Linked DNA regions of Homo sapiens: region 2 is linked to region 1. The links are chromatin loops, found by intact Hi-C in ENCODE. Cell type or tissue: mammary epithelial cell. All regions are shown on one strand.

Region 1 (8,000 bases):
CTTGGTAGGTCTTCTTCCATCCCTTTATTTTGAGCCTATGTGTGTCTCTGCACATGAGATGGGTCTCCTGAATACAGCACACTGATGGGTCTTGACTCTTTATCCAATTTGCCAGTCTGTGTCTTTTAATTGGAGCATTTAGCTCATTTACATTTAAAGTTAATATTGTTATGTGTGAATTTGATCCTGTCATAATGATATTAGCTGGTTATTTTGCTCGTTAGTTGATGCAGTTTCTTCCTAGCACTGATGGTCTTTACAATTTGGCATGTTTTTGCTGTGGCTGGTACCTGTTGTTCCTCTCCATGTTTAGTGCTTCCTTCAGGAGCTCTTGTAAGGCAGGCCTGGTGGTGACAAAATCTCTCAGCATTTGCTTGTCTGTAAAGGATTTTATTTCTCCTTCACTTATGAAGCTTAGTTTGGCTGGATATGAAATTCTGGGTTGAAAATTCTTTTCTTCAAGAATGTTGAATATTGGCCCTCACTCCCTTCTGGCTTGTAGAGTTTCTGCCGACAGATCAGCTGTTAGTCTGATGGGCTTCCCTTTGTGGGTAACCCGACCTTTCTCTCTGGCTGCCCTTAACATTTTTTTCCTTCATTTCGACCATGGTGAATCTGACAATTATGTGTCTTGGAATTGCTCTTCTCAAGGAGTATCTTTGTGGCATTCTCTGTATTTCCTGAATTTGAATGTTGGCCTGCCTCACTAGGTTGGGGAGGTTCTCCTGGATAATATCCTGAAGAGTGTTTTCCAACTTGGTTCCATTCTCCCCGTCACTTTCAGGCACACCAATCCGACGTAGATTTGGTCTTTTCACATAGTGCCATAATTCTTGGAGGCTTTGTTCATTTCTTTTTACTCTTTTTTCTCTAAAGTTCTCTTTTCGCTTCATTTCACTCATTTGATCTTCAATCACTGATACCCTTTCTTCCACTTGATCAAATTGGCTACTGAAGCTTGTGCGTGCATCACGTAGTTCTCATGCCATGGTTTTCAGCTCAGTCAGGTCATTTAAGGACTTCTCTACACTGTTTATTCTAGTTAGCCATTCATCTCATCTTTTTGCAAGGTTTTTAGCTTCTTTGTGATGGGTTCAAACATCCTCCTTTAGCTCGGAGAAGTTTGTTATTACTGATCACCTGAAGCCTTCTTCTCTCAACTCGTCAAAGTCATTCTCTGTCCAGCTTTGTTCCATTGCTGGCAAGGACCTGCGTTCCTTTGGAGGAGAAGACGTGTGCTGGTTTTTAGAATTTTCAGCTTTTCTGCTCTGGTTTCTCCCCATCTTTGTGGTTTTATCTACCTTTGGTCTTTGATGATGGTGATGTACAGATGGGGTTTTGGTGTGAATGTCCTTTCTCTTTGTTAGTTTTCCTTCTAACAGTCATGACTCTCAGCTGCAGGTCTGCTGGAGTTTGCTGGAGGTCCACTCCAGGCCCTGTTTGCCTGGGTATCACCAGCAGAGGCTGCAGAACAGCAAATGTTGCAGAACAGCAAATTTTGCTATCTGATCCTTCCTCTGGAAGCTTCATCTCAGAGGGGCACCCAGCTGTATGAGGTGTCAGTTGGCCCTTACTGGGATGTGTCTCCCAGTTAGGCTACTTGGGGGTCAGGGACCCACTTGAGGAGGCAGTCTGTCTGTTCTCAGATCTCAAACTCCATGCTGGGAGAAGCACTACTCTCTTCAAAGCTGTCAGACAGGGACATTTAAGTCTGCAGAAGTTTCTGCTGCCTTTTGTTCAGCTATGCCCTGACCCCAGAGGTGGAGTCTACAGAGGCAGGCAGGCCTCCTTGAGCTGCAGTGGGCTCCACCCAGTTTGAGCTTCCTGGCAGCTTTGTTCACCTTCTCAAGCCTCAGCAATGGCGGACGCCCCTCCCTCCACCTCGCTGCCACCTTGCAGTTCGATCTCAGATTGCTGTGCTAGCAGTGAGCCAGGCTCTGTGGGTGTGGGACCCTCCGAGCCATGCGCAGGATATAATCTCCTGGTGTGCCGTTTGCTAAGGCCATTGGAAAAGCACAGTATTAGGGTGGGAGTGTCCCGATTTTCCAGTTGCTGTCTGTCACGGCTTCCCTTTTCTAGGAAAGGGAATTCCCCAACCCCTTGTGCTTCCCAGGTGAGGCAACGCCCTGCCCTGCTCTGTGGGCTGCACCCACTGTCTGACAAGCCCCAATGAGATGAACCTGGTACCTCAGTTGGAATATGCTGGGAGCTGCAGACTGGAGCTGTTCCTATTCAGCCATCTTGGATGACAAGGCCAATATCCTACTGTTATTAAACTTTTCTTCTGCCAGAGAACTTTGTCCATCTTTTCCCACTTCCCGAGTGTATTTGCCGACATTACTCTCTGTACTTTTTTTAAAAAAGAAACTCTTGATTTTGGAACATTTTAAGATTTACAGAAAGTTGCAAAGGTAGTACAGAGAGTTCCTGCATGCCTTTCCCCCAGCCTCCCCTGTTATGAACATCTTACCTAATGGTGGCACATTTGTCCAGACTAAGAAGTTCATCTGTACATTACTATTAATTCCTTGTACTTCCAAATAGCTGCTGTCTCTTTTTCAGGCATTAATTAGGAGCCCAGATAATTCTAATGTTGATATTTGATTGAACCAGGATACTTCCTTGTGAATAAGAAGTGGGCTCTATAAATTCAACATTGTACACACAAGTTATCATAGGTCTTTCTTTCTTTCTTTTTTTTTTTTTTAGATGGAGTCTTGCTCTGTCACCCAGGCTGGAGTACAGTGGTGCAATCTCGGCTCACTCCAACCTCTGCCTCCTGGGTTCAAGCGATTGTCCTGCCTCAGCTTCCTGAGTAGCTGGGATTACAGGCGTGCACCACCATGCCTGGCTAATTTTTGTATTTTTAGTAGAGATGGAGTTTCACCATGTTGGTCAGGCTGGTCTTGAACTCCTGATACCATAGATCTTTTGTAGGGTCCATGTGGTCCTAACAAAATTCCATCACCTCTGGCAGGCCCAGAGAACTGCTGGTTAATTACTAAAAAAAAAAATACATAAAGCAGACTCCTATTGAAACCAATTTAAAATATGTGTTTGAGTATTCACAAACTTACCCTCACTGTGTTTGAAACCTTCAAGTTTTTTTTGGTGAACACAGAATATCTGTTTTTGAACAAAACATTCTAACCTGATGTGTAAATGTGATATGCTCATAGAAAGGGAGCTGAAGATTGCAGCACTCTTTTGGACATGATATTTGATACAAGTTAGATTATAAGACTCAAGATTTTGAAAAGGGCCCCTTGGAAACTTCCCAGATGAGATGGTTCAATGGGGAACATACCAGATGGAATGTATAGGCCTCTGTCCTAAACAGATGTTGTACAGCTGGGAAAGCTGTGACAAGAAAATGCACCCCAAATGCTTCTGATGGACAGATCTCTGTGCACACATGCACACACACACACACACACACACACAGCGTTTTAAGAATCAAAATATTCAGATTGCTTAAAAATTAGAATTTCAGGTGTCAGTCACCAGTGGTGTATATATATATATATATATATATATATATATATCCCCATTGTTGGAATGGCCCAGTTTGTCAGCATCAAATCCATAGTCCATCTGTGATTGCCCTTGAAACTGATGAATTCACTTCAATTCCAACCTAATCAATTCTGAACTAGTGCCTTGAAGTCATTTAAATAGTAACTTCCTTTGCACAAAATCTTAAGACCGTGGAGAGTGGAGGTCAAGAGAACACTAGTAAGGTGGCCTCTGACTTCTTGAGCTTTTGACATTCAGCCACCAGAGGCTGCTCTGAGACCATTATCCTCTTTTCACTCCGGGTCCAAATCCCAACGGTGAAACCTGTAAGGACTGATTTTGTTTCCATTGCTTTGAATTTTCCTTCCTCAATGCAGTTCCCTGGAGGTCTGCTGTTTGGAGAAGATGATTAATTATAGTTAAAGAGGAACAGCTGAAAGAAGAAAAAAACTACAGATTACTGTTTTGCCCTCCTCTCTATTTTTAAACTCTTAATCTTGTTCTGTTTCTTTTAAATAAAAGAAAATTGGTCAGGGTGGAAAGAGAAAGTGCTTTCTTACTGGCACTGGCTAATTTTTCTTCATTTTTCCCCTCTGTGTTGCTGGATTTTCAAAGAACATTTCTGAAGGGTTTTAAATCTTTATTCCACAATACTTACTTCCACATGGTTTCTATTCTTCCAGATTTTGCCAGCATTTTATAGTTGCTTTCATGCTGTTCCCTCTGTTTTATGTTTTTAAATCTTTGCCTTTCTCCTTTCTCTCTATCTAACAAAGCAAATCCAAAATTAAATGGAATATCTATAGTTAGGTAAGAAGGATTAAAAATGGTTTTGTTGCCTCTAACATATTTTGTAGTCTGGGACAACTAAGCACTGATTTAAATTGTTAACTGAAGAATGAAACCAGTTTCTTCATGTGACATTGCTTTCAATCTTCACGAGTGAAGACATGACTGTGACAGACAATGACCAGCCTGTCAAAAATAAGTGTTTTTATGTTATTGTTACATACACCACCCTAATTATTATACTTCCATATTTATGAAAGTAAGTTACTATGTAAAGAACTTAAGTTCTAAAGCCATGGCAAATACTAAATTAATAGTTTTGCAGCAGACAAAGTAATCAATGTGTAAATGACCTGGAGAATTTCAGCATGACAATTCTTTCATTCTAGACTTATTCTTTTTTTTTCTTAGTAAAATTCCATGTCTGATTGGAAAAGGTATAATTTAAATGTATGCATTCTTATAGAAGGCATATAGAAAACATGCTCATTTTCTACAGATTACAGAAAAATCAATTGAGTTGCAAGGAAAATGAATACTTATTTTATTAATTTCTATTTGCAGTAAAAGATGGAAATGTAAAGATTTCCTTTTGCTCTGAAAAGGAATTCTTGAGATACCATGAAACATTCCTAAGTGGTATCATATTCATAGAGTGGAACTATCATTAGAAGCATTTGAAATGTTTGGTATTTCACCTCAAGTGTAATCATAATGGTAAAGATTCTTAATATTGGTGACTAAAGTAGGATACATGTGGGTTTATATTTTCAGGTAGAATACTGGCAGCTACAGTATGTCAACTGGAGCATATTTCACCAAATGCCTTGACAAAGATGGAATGACAATGAAATTGCTAGATCTCTTCTCTGGGGCAGGTTATGCTTTTCAACTTGCCCCTACTAAGGAGAGTACCAGAAGCCATTTGCCCATGAGTAATACCTTATTAAACCATCATGATTTAATGTGGCATATTTTTCTCTCAATTTGCATGCCTGACAGTCGACTTCCTGAATATCACATTCGAGCTGAGCCACAGAAGAAAAATAGACCCACTGAAGTAGCATTAGGTCAGCTTCGCGGGATGCATTAGCAACCTGTCTGAACAAAGACGGGGGACTCAGGCGCAGAAAATCATAACGTGGCCCCAGGCCCTGGGAGGTGGCCCCATTGCCTTGCAAATGTATCGCATGACTCATTATTAAACACACCAAGAACAGACGAATTCCAGGCGAGTGAAGCATCCACTGATTCAATTGCAGTTAGGTGGGTTGTACGATATTCGTCTTACTTGCTTTTCCTTAAAGAACACCCACACCATCTCTTACGCTCTTGAACACGGCACGTCAAATGCATGAAGCAAGTGTATTAAGATAAAAATTGCTAGCATTAAATACAGGCACTTAAATTAGTATAACCCTCTGGCCAGATATAGTGCACTAAATTGCACAGGCTTTAAAATGCCAGCACTCAATTTAAAAAAAAAAAAATGTATCCATAGCAACCTCTTTGTTAAGGGAATAGTTACCAGGAAGGATACACATCTTTCCAGAGAATCAGAGATAAAACCATATTAGTTAACTGGATGATATTACTTGGATTTAAATTTAACTAGAGGCATGGTTCAGGAGAAGGGGCTTTTTAAAAACTTTACAACTTATATGCTTATTTCCAGTAAAATGTGTTTTCATATCTTTCTTATTACCAAAAGATTCTTACATATGGGACTTTTATTAAAATACCATGGAATAACTTTGGGTTTCAGATATTTAGAAATAAATATCAACCATCCTGTTCTTCCTGCCCACAGCATGCCTATCATTTTTTTTCTTAGCATTTTCTTTTAGCATACACATAGGTATTATTCTGCAATTTTTGCTCTATATGCATCTTTGATGGTCCTTTCATGGATATTTGTTACCAGAAAGGGCACAGGGTCTTGTAATAACCCACAATCCTTCTATTGTGAGGTCATCTGACTTAAGTCATCCTGTTTCCAAGAGACTTTCTCTCTGTCTAATGGAGTGGCCTTTCGTGCAGTTATGTCATGTGATGTGGGCTGTAGGGGAGGGGGAAATGGGGGATGACTAACAGTGAGGTGAAGAGCCTGCAAATAACAATGTCTCACATTTCTTAGGCAACGAGTATTGGGGAGGAAATCTTTTCATCTACCTTCTTCTGTTCAATCCCTGGGGGCCTGCAAACTAAACTAACAAAAGATAGATTAACAGGAGAAAAGGCACACAATTTTAATCAATATTTACATGTACAAGGCTGTGTTTGGAAGCTCTAGCCTGTAATTCCAGCACTTTGGGAGGCCAAGGCGGGAGGATTGCCTGAGCCCAGGAGTTTGAGACCAGCCTGAGCAGCATAGGGAGACCCTGCCTCTACAAAAAAAATTTAAAAATTAGCCAGGCATGGTGGTGTGCACCTGTAGTCTCAGCTACTCTGGAGGCTGAGGTAGGAGGATTGCTTGGGCCTGGGAGGTTGATTGAGGCTGCAGTGAGCCATAATCACATCACTGCACTCTAGCCTGGGCAACAGAGAGAGACCTTGTCTCAAAAAAAGAAAAAAAAGTACATACACAAGAGTTCACACAAAAGGAGCAAAACACAAAGAAGCAGCTAGACTCAGGGGCTTTTAACATACCCTTTTAACAAAGGAAAGAGGGTTTGGGCTTCAAGGGATAATAAATTATGGGAAAATGACTAGGAAATATATAGGGGAACTAATGAACAATAAGGACTAAGGTCTATTTATACAAACTCTTCTTGGTATCAACTCCCCATCTTCTATGATAAAAGTCATTCTTCTCTCTCTGGTACAGGGGGCACCTTCTTCAAAGGGAAATGTATGTTCTGCTTTTAGGCAGATAGAGGGAGGGCAGAGAACTCTTCCGACAGCTGTTGATTTTCATTTGACTTTAGCTCAAAATAATTATTATGCCAAAGAGGCATATTTGGGGTTGGCATATTCTGATCCCCTTCAGGAGGTAAACACATCAAGCTTGGAGCTTAAATTAGTCAATGTCAGTCAGAGCCAGCTTCTTGGGCATACAACCTGTGCAGTTACATGAGGTCCCACACTTGGTCTAATGGTAGACTGAATGGGCATGGCTGCATTCCAATAAAACTTTATCTATGGGCACTGAAATTTTAATTTCACATACTTTTCATATGTCATGAAATATAATTCTTTTGATTCTTTCAACTATTTGAAAATGTTAAAAAAAAAATTCTTAACTCATGGACCATACAAAAACAGGTGGTGGGCAGGCTTGGGCTGGAGTACCTGAGTTTGCCAACCCCTGATATACAGAAGCATTTCCAAAACCAACAGCATCGGCCCTACCTGGGAACTTGTCAGAAATGCAAATTTCTAGGCCCCACCCCAGACTGCTGAATCAGAAACTCTGGGGTGGGGCCCTGTAACCTGTGTTTTAACAAGCCCTCTAGGGGATTCTGATGCCCACTCCAATTTGAGAACCACTGATCTAGACCTGTGGTTCTCAACCTTGGCTACTCATCAAAATTCCCTAAGGTAGCTTTTAAAAACTCTGCTCCAAGGCCCAGCCCAGGTCAATTAAATCAGACTTTCTGGGGGTGGGACTCAGGCACCCGTATCTTTTAAATCTCTTCCAGGTGATTTCAATGGGCAGCCAAAGCAACTAATGGTTCCATTGTACAAATAAGGGA
Region 2 (8,000 bases), 380 kb after region 1:
TAACATGTTTCTTGACTCTTCCTCAGACCTTGAATTTCAGCAACTTAGCAGGGCCAACCTACACACAAAGGAGCTCCATTCTCTTCCCTCATGTGCCTGTTGGCAGAAGACAACTCGTATGGAAAGTGGTTTTTGGAATCGATGTGATTCTACATGAGGTTCTATGCAGAGTCAATGCCTCTGCAAGGAGAAGCAGGCTTGCCCACACATGGTTTGCCCTGAGAGCATGTACTGTCTGTATTTATCTCCCTGTCTATATGCAGCCCACTGTCTTACAACAGTGCAGTGCAAGCCCTGCAGCTGGTAGGATATCAAAACCTGAAGGCCTAGATTTCAAGTGCCAGGTCTGCCTTTTACTTCCAGGGCCATTTTCAGTGCTGTACATAGGCCATTTTTGGAAGTGGTTCTGAGGAGAAGTGCCAAAGAAGAGGGTATTGGAAGCCTTTTGCTGTACCCACTCAAAACTTGGGATTTTCTCATTCCTCCTCCCTTCATCTTCCAAGTTATCTTATCCCTTGAGAGAACATTGGTTATTTCTTCATCTGCCCGTGTGTCAGCTGGGTTCTCCAAGAAGCACGCACAGAGATGGAGTTAGAAATGCAACATGTATGTTGGAGAGTAACACCTGAGGAAGAATTGGGCAGAGGAAGCTTCCAGACTGTGATGTTGACCTGGCAACTTCTCCATCAACCCAACAGGGAGCTCTAGAGTAAAGATTACCCTTAGAGGAGTCTCACATTGGGCAGAAATGGCTAGAGCCTTTATTGTCTTGTTCAGTCCTTGGCCAGCGACTGCTCTAAGAAGTGCATGTCCTTGGCTCTAAAGCTAATAGAGCGAATGAAATACACTCCTCAAAGCTTAGCAGCAAGATTTTTTCTTGAAGCTTGAGAAAGGATCTAAGCATCATATCTTCACATCTGCCGTGACCAGCCACCCTTCCACTGGGAAGTAGCTCCACTCTCAAATTCATGTAATTCTAACAGGGCAAGGAGTTAAGACCCCCTTTCTTTCCCACAGACTGAGCACATACCCCAGGATAGGTCAATCCAAATCAATTTTGAACATTAGGCATGGGGTGGCCAAGGTCTCTTTCTCTGCAGTAACTCTAAGGACCATATAACTTGGAGCTTCTTGGGGATGTCTTGTCACCATGTGGATATACCTTTCTAAGAATCAGGCTGAGGCAAGCAGAATCAAGAGATGGAACAAGAGACAAGAAAATAGAGACCTGCTGGTTACGGATAAGACACCTATGGGCCACTTCAAATCCTCTTGGCCTCTGCCCTGACTCCACCAACTGCTACTGACACCAGTTCCATGTAGGCTTTGACCAGCCTCATGCAGGTGCAACCTGACAATGTTTTCCACCCTGAGACTCCTCTGAGACTGCAATGAGTTCATTTTCTACTCTGTAGCTTCTCTCTCATAAGACACCTGTTGAACTGGCTCAGCACTCACCTGTGCAACCCATCCATATGAGGGGTGCCAATACCCAGGGGGCCACACTTGATGAATGAGGGACAGAGCTGATGAATAAATGCTTCCCCCTTTGTCACCAAGAAGGGCAGTCCTGAGATGGGTTCTATAAGGCTCTCCTGAAGATCCCATATGGCGTTGAGCTCCAGTTTCCCATGGTGCCAGCCAACTCATTTTTGCATCCTTCTCTTAGGTCTCTTGCATTCCCTTTCCCGTGCTGCTCCCAAATAAACTACCCTCACACGAGCCTTTGTCTCAGCCTCCTTGATGGGGGAACCCAGTCTATGACAGCACTGTTTGAATACCTGGATCCAGCTGTTCTTCAAACTACTTCTTTGGACTTCCCAGTTCCTTGAGCCAACAAAGTTATAAAGTTTTTTTTTCCTTTGGTGTGTGTGTGGGGGGAGGGGTGGTTTGGAGTGTGTGTGTGTGTGTGTTTAAGCTAATTTAAGTCTTTGTGATTTGCAACCAAAAAAGAACTTATCAACACAACTCCATTTTCCTCTTCTAAGTCACCATCATACCTCCATGACGGTCCACCACCACTTCTACCTTTCCAACATCCCTCTACCCTCCCAGTTAGCTCTAGTAAGATGAAGTATCATAATTGACTCCTCCTCATCCATCTCATCCCACAGGTATGGGGATGCCAAATCTCCCTGGAGATGCCAAATCGCCTCCAGATATGAAATCTTTCAACCTTTCGGTGGCTTTGAATCTAAAGTGTGTCTCTTGTAAATGGCACACTGAGTTTGAAGTGCCTGAGGGATCTTCAGCTGCATCCAAACAGGAAGTTAAAGAAGCCAATCTGGAGTTCTGGAGATAGACCAAGGTCAGAGACTGGGGAGGGATGGTCAAAACCAAGACCCTGGCTAAGGTAGCAGACAGAGCTTGTACAGATGAGAAGGCCAAGGCTGGAGCCCTGCAAGCCCATATTTATGGGTAGGAGGAGGGCAATGCTCATTGTCACTTACCTCAAAATTACGGGCATGTCATATAGGCCCAGAAGAAACCTCAGCAGCAAAATAGCAGGTGCCACAGAAGGTGGAAAAGGATTCAGGAGGTAGCAGGACCCACACTGAGTGCTCCTTTCCTCACACAGGGACCCCCATCTGTCTGGGCATTGGCAAGAATCTGGATCTGGAGGTACAAGTGAGCCATTTCAGCATCTTCAGCCACAAGATAGGCATGCATCTTCCCTCTGAGATAGCTCTTTTGTCAGTGCCAATCAGATCACTAAAGGCTATTTTTGACTGAGGCAGGAACATGGTTTCGGAGCCTAAAACTCATTTTCTGCCCTCTCCTAGACTCAAATCTCTCATTTGTTATCCTAGATTTTCCATTTCTTCATTAAAAATATCCGTTTCTGGTGGCTATTGATTACTTCCATGGCAGAGTGACAGACCTGAAATCTATTTCATTTGGAATTTGCACACAATGAAGGACTCTGGAAATGTCTTCAGCTCAAATTGCATCAGGAGGGATTTCCAAAGGGAGAGGGCAAGAGCTGACGTCCCACAAACCTGGTCTAACTTGGCTTCAAGAGGATTAGTAAGTGTGCATCCCAAGGAGGATACAGTGTGAGGTTAGCTGAATAGAAGGGGAGGTGACAGCTGATTTTTGAGAAGGCATTTTGATGAAGTTTCTAAGCAAGGAAAAAATACTTGCTGACAGACAGCAGTCAATACTGTGATAGCAGACAATTTTCTGGGGCTTTGACTAGGAAAGCATTTTGTCTTAAGCAAAGCATCCATATTGCAAATGCCAGACAGTTAGCATAGGCAGCACACAGTCACGACATTTGAAACTTTGGATGTTGGAGTTCACTGCTCTTCTAATTCTTTCTAAACATACTGCTTCTAATATTTGTCTTTGAAGATTATATCATAAAAGACAAGACAAATTCATTGGTCACTGTTCCCAAAACATTAGTTTGCCAAAACTGAACTATGTATCACAAGAATAAATAGAATCGGATCCCTGGTGCTTGCATTTTGCAGGACTGTGTACTCCAGTAAGATGGTTGGGGGTGTGGAGGAGTAGAGGAGCTAAACTTCAAGATGCAAAGGGCAAAAACATTCGTTTCAGCTCCCTGATCCTGGATATCTCTTTGGTCCGCATGTTAATTTGCAAAGAGAAGCTTGGCAGTGCCCATTTTTCTAAGCCTTGACGTATTAATCGGTAAATTAAAAAAAAAAAAAACCTATGGACTAGCTTAGCACAGAGGTGTCAAATGGTTCTTACTGCTTTCAACATCATTTCAACTCATTTGCAACATTTGCAAATGAGTTATACACAGTTTCTCAAGCTGAAAAGGACTAATTGAGTATCTGCCATACAATCAAACCAGAGGCTGGCAAATTATGGCCCGTGGGCCAAATCCATCCCACCACCTGGGTTTGTGTGGCCCACAGACCTTGCTGGAGCAAGCTGCCACTGTTAGTGGGGAGACCAGCCAGAGCATCACCCTCTGCCCCCTATTTCCCCCTCTGTTCCCACAACCTGCCTCCCAGGCCAGTGGCACTGATCAGGGCCCACACTGGACACCGCCTACACAGTGAGGTCTCTGCTGTGGGCGACTGCTGGGCTTCAAGCAGTCCAGGACCCTTCAGTCAACTGCCCAAGTTCAGATGGCCCAGTTCTCCAAAAGGAGAGAAGGGTGCACCAGAATGTCACCAGGGCAGAGAGCGAAACAGATCATGGTAGCGATCCTTCCCCAGATCCAGGCCCTCCCCCTTCCTCCCAGAGCCTATGGTTCAGATTCAAAGGGCGGTCACTTTTCCCCTAGAGAAAGTCTGCAGTAGATGGCACCTGGGCAGAAAGCTGCCTGCCATCCAGGACCAGCCACCCTAATCAAATGGGGCAGGGAGCCACAGGACTTCTCTCTCGTTATCTCAGAATTCACATGGTATTCTCAGTTTTGCCTTTTGGCCTGCAAAACCCGAAATATTTACTATCTGGCTCTTTGCAGGAAAAGTTCAGGACCCCTGGTATAAATTCCCATAAAACACTGGATCCAAATAGAGTAATCATTAAGGTGAGGAGGAGGCTGGAGAAGGAGAAAGCCCTGAGGGCCTATGTTGGGAAATCAGAGGTTCGTAACATGCATTTAAGAGAAAGATGCAAACTATAGATTTACATAACTGAATCCACAAACTTCTGCAAGTTGCATTCATTTCTTACCTGTTGTGTCATCTGCACACCAGGCTTGGTTATGTGGGGTATTTGAATGCCACCTACTGGGCACAAATGGCCTCCAATCATTGGAAATGATTGTTCACACTTGAAAAAAAAAAGGAGGTAATAGCTGGCATCTGACTGCATTGCCCGCACTGGGTCACACTGCACACCACAGCTGGCTGAAGGGCTTGAAGTACAGGGAAAGGTATTCTCTGTGGCAATCAAATTTCTCACTCGAGCAGAGTTTCTCAGCCTCTTTGTGAGAGGGCTGTCCTGTGCTGTCAGATGTATCTCAGCCTCCCTGGCCTCTACTCATGTAGCAGACTGAATAGCGTCCTCTGAAAAGATACGTCCAAGACCTAAACCCCAGTACCTGTGAATGTAACCTTATTTGGAAATAGCATGTCTTTGCAGACGTCATCAAGTTAAGGACCTCAGGATGAGATTATGCTGGATTTAGGGTGGGTCCTAAATCCAATGACAGGTGTCCATGTGAGAGAAATGAGAGGATGATTTGAGATGCAAAGACACAGAGGGGAAGGCCGTGTGAAGTCAGAGACAGAGACTGGAGTGCTGCTGCTATAAGCCATGGAATGTCAATGACCGCGAGTGACCAGCCAGACCTAGGAGAGAGGCACAGAAAGGATTCTCCCTCAGAGTCTCCAGAAGGGACCAACCCTGCTGATATCTTCTTTTCAGATTTCTGGCCTCCAGAATTGTGAGATAATAAATTTCTGTTATTTTAAGCCACCAAGTTTGTGGTAGTTTGATACATACAACATCAGGAAACGAATACAACCTACTAGATACCAGTCGCGTCCTACCCCAGTTGTGACAATCAAAAATGTCTCCAGATATTGCCAAATGTCCCCCGAGGAACAAAATCGCTCCTGATTGAGAACCACTGTGTGAGCACTATGCCCTCCAATCTGAAAGGAAGGAATTCTGGAGCTCTGTGAAGGCTGCCCAGCCATCCTACAAATTGAACAGTAGGTGAATACCATTGACGTGTGAGGCAAATGGGAAATGCAACCAAACTGAGGGAGATGAAATGCAGAAACGACTAGGAACTTTCTTTTTTGTTGATGCAGACATTTTGTTGACACAGACATTCTCTGTAAACCACCACTAGACACAGCAGGAACCCTTTTTAATCCATTTTGATCACAAAACATTAAGAGAATGATTGTCTTCACTTTTTTGTGAGGTAGGAGGTGAGACCAATGTCCTAGAAATAGAAACTAGTGACCATCACACGCACTGGGAGTCCCTCCTGTCACACAAGCGTGTGCCACGGAGAAAGTGCAACAAAGGCATTGCTTCTGCCTCCTGACTCTTGGCCTCTTCCACTACCAGTTAAAGCAAGATGTTAACTTTACCTCTGTTTCTGGAAGTGAACTTGGGCCACTTCCAAAAAGAGTGTAGCAGTGCTGTTGCTGGGTAGAAGTGTGAGCTTGAGAATCAGGCTGCCTGGCTTCAGAGCAGAGCTCTGCCTTGCACTAGCTGTGTGAGCATGCTCAAGCCACAAAACCTTTCCAGCCCTCATGTTCTCATCTGTAAAATGGGGGTAGCCATGGTGTGCTCAGCTTAGAGTGAGTATTCAAAATGTAATGAACATCAAACAGGCTCAGCCTAGAGTTTGACTGGCATAGTAAAGTGTTCAGGAAATATTTGCTCTTATTACCCAGAATGAAGAACATTCATGAATTAGCCAACCAATCTAGTGAGAACATTAAAGATTTATGCTTTGAAGGCACTACCAGAGGAGCAGAGCTACAAAACCTTTGGATTCCAAGTGCCCCAAAATGGAGCATGTTTGGGCATTGAATTTTTGATTATTTGGATAAAGGATTATCCACACAAAAAAATAGTGTGGGTAATCAAAAGCAGAAGTTAATCCAGAAATAACTGAACTACAGTCAGCAAATGCCATCAACACAGATCTCACTCCCAGCAATAGATAACCTACCTACATGCGAGGTCAGGGTCTCTGCCCTGAGAGGCCGCCAGCAGATTCATGACAGAAAGCCTCAGAGAGTAGCCAACTCTGACCTTGATTTGGTTACAGTAGTCCACAAAGCTGATTTCTGAAAGCAAAAAGGACAGCTAAACATCACAATGACATTGGATCTCCAAAACACAAGTCAAAAATATGTAATTTTTAAAAATGTGAATAGTGGTTGTATTAGTTTCGTATCACTGCTGTAACAAATTACCACAAATTTAGCGGCTTAAAACATCAAAGATTTATTATCTCATAGTTCCAGAAGGCAGAAGTCTGAATGGATCTTATGAGTTAAAAACAAAGGTGTTTTTGAAAAGATCAACAAAACTGATAGGCCACTAGCAAGACTAATAAAGAAGAAAAGAGAGAAGAATCAAATAGACACAATTAAAAATGATAAAGGGGATATCACCACTGATGCCACAGAAATACAAACTACCATCAGAGAATACTATAAACACCTCTATGCAAATAAACTAGAAAACCTAGAAGAAATGGATAAATTCCTCGACACATACATCCTCCCAAGACTAAACCAGGAAGAAGTTGAATCTCTGAATAGACCAATAACAGGCTCTGAAATTGAGGCAATAATTAATAGCTTACCAACCAAAAGAAGTCCAGGACCAGATGGATTCACAGCCGAATTCTACCAGACGTACAAAGAGGAGCTGGTACCATTCCCTCTGAAACTATTCCAATCAACAGAAAAAGAGGGAATCCTCCCTAACTCATTTTATGAGGCCAGCATCATCCTGATACCAAAGCCTGGCAGAGACACAACAAAAAAAGAGAATTTTAGACCAATATCCTTGATGAACATCGATGCAAAAATCCTCAATAAAATACTGGCAAACCGAATCCAGCAGCACATCAAAAAGCTTATCCACTATGATCAAGTGGGCTTCATCCCTGGGATGCAAGGCTGGTTCAACAAACGCAAATCAATAAATGTAATCCAGCATATAAACAGAACCAATGACAAAAACCACATGATTATCTCAATAGATGCAGAAAAGGCCTTTGACAAAATTCAACAACCCTTCATGCTAAAAACTCTCAATAAATTAGGTATTGATGGGACGTATCTCAAAGTAATAAGAGCTATCTATGACAAACCCACAGCCAATATCATACTGAATGGGCAGAAACTGGAAGCATTCCCTTTGAAAACTGACACAAGACAGGGATGCCCTCTCTCACCACTCCTATTCAACATAGTGTTGGAAGTTCTGGCCAGGGCAGTCAGGCAGGAGAAGGAAATAGAGGGTATTCAATTAGGAAAAGAGGAAGTCAAATTGTCCCTGTTTGCAGATGACATGATTGTATATCTAGAAAA

The links. Peaks named below come from ENCODE experiments on the same cell type or tissue, not always from the same donor. Only the 100,000 strongest peaks of a DNase experiment are listed, where the experiment ranks them.
Region 2: a loop joins it to region 1, with 17 times the contacts of the local background. A loop is called at or near these places in 9 of 110 quality-filtered maps.

The regions. Positions count from the first base shown.
Region 1 is chrX:10,632,331-10,640,330 of GRCh38, reverse strand. It overlaps a transcript of MID1 not described here. Among named protein-coding and RNA genes, the nearest start is that of MID1, 16 kb to the right of the region's middle. RefSeq lists an enhancer at 4,964-6,163. In mammary epithelial cell, a CTCF peak has its summit at 3,781 (motif pointing right); DNase peaks (open chromatin) are centred at 5,460 and 6,360; H3K27ac peaks cover 4,117 bases.
Region 2 is chrX:10,251,632-10,259,631 of GRCh38, reverse strand. No RefSeq gene overlaps it. Among named protein-coding and RNA genes, the nearest start is that of CLCN4, 99 kb to the right of the region's middle. In mammary epithelial cell, a CTCF peak has its summit at 4,711 (motif pointing left); no DNase peak of the experiment used is centred here.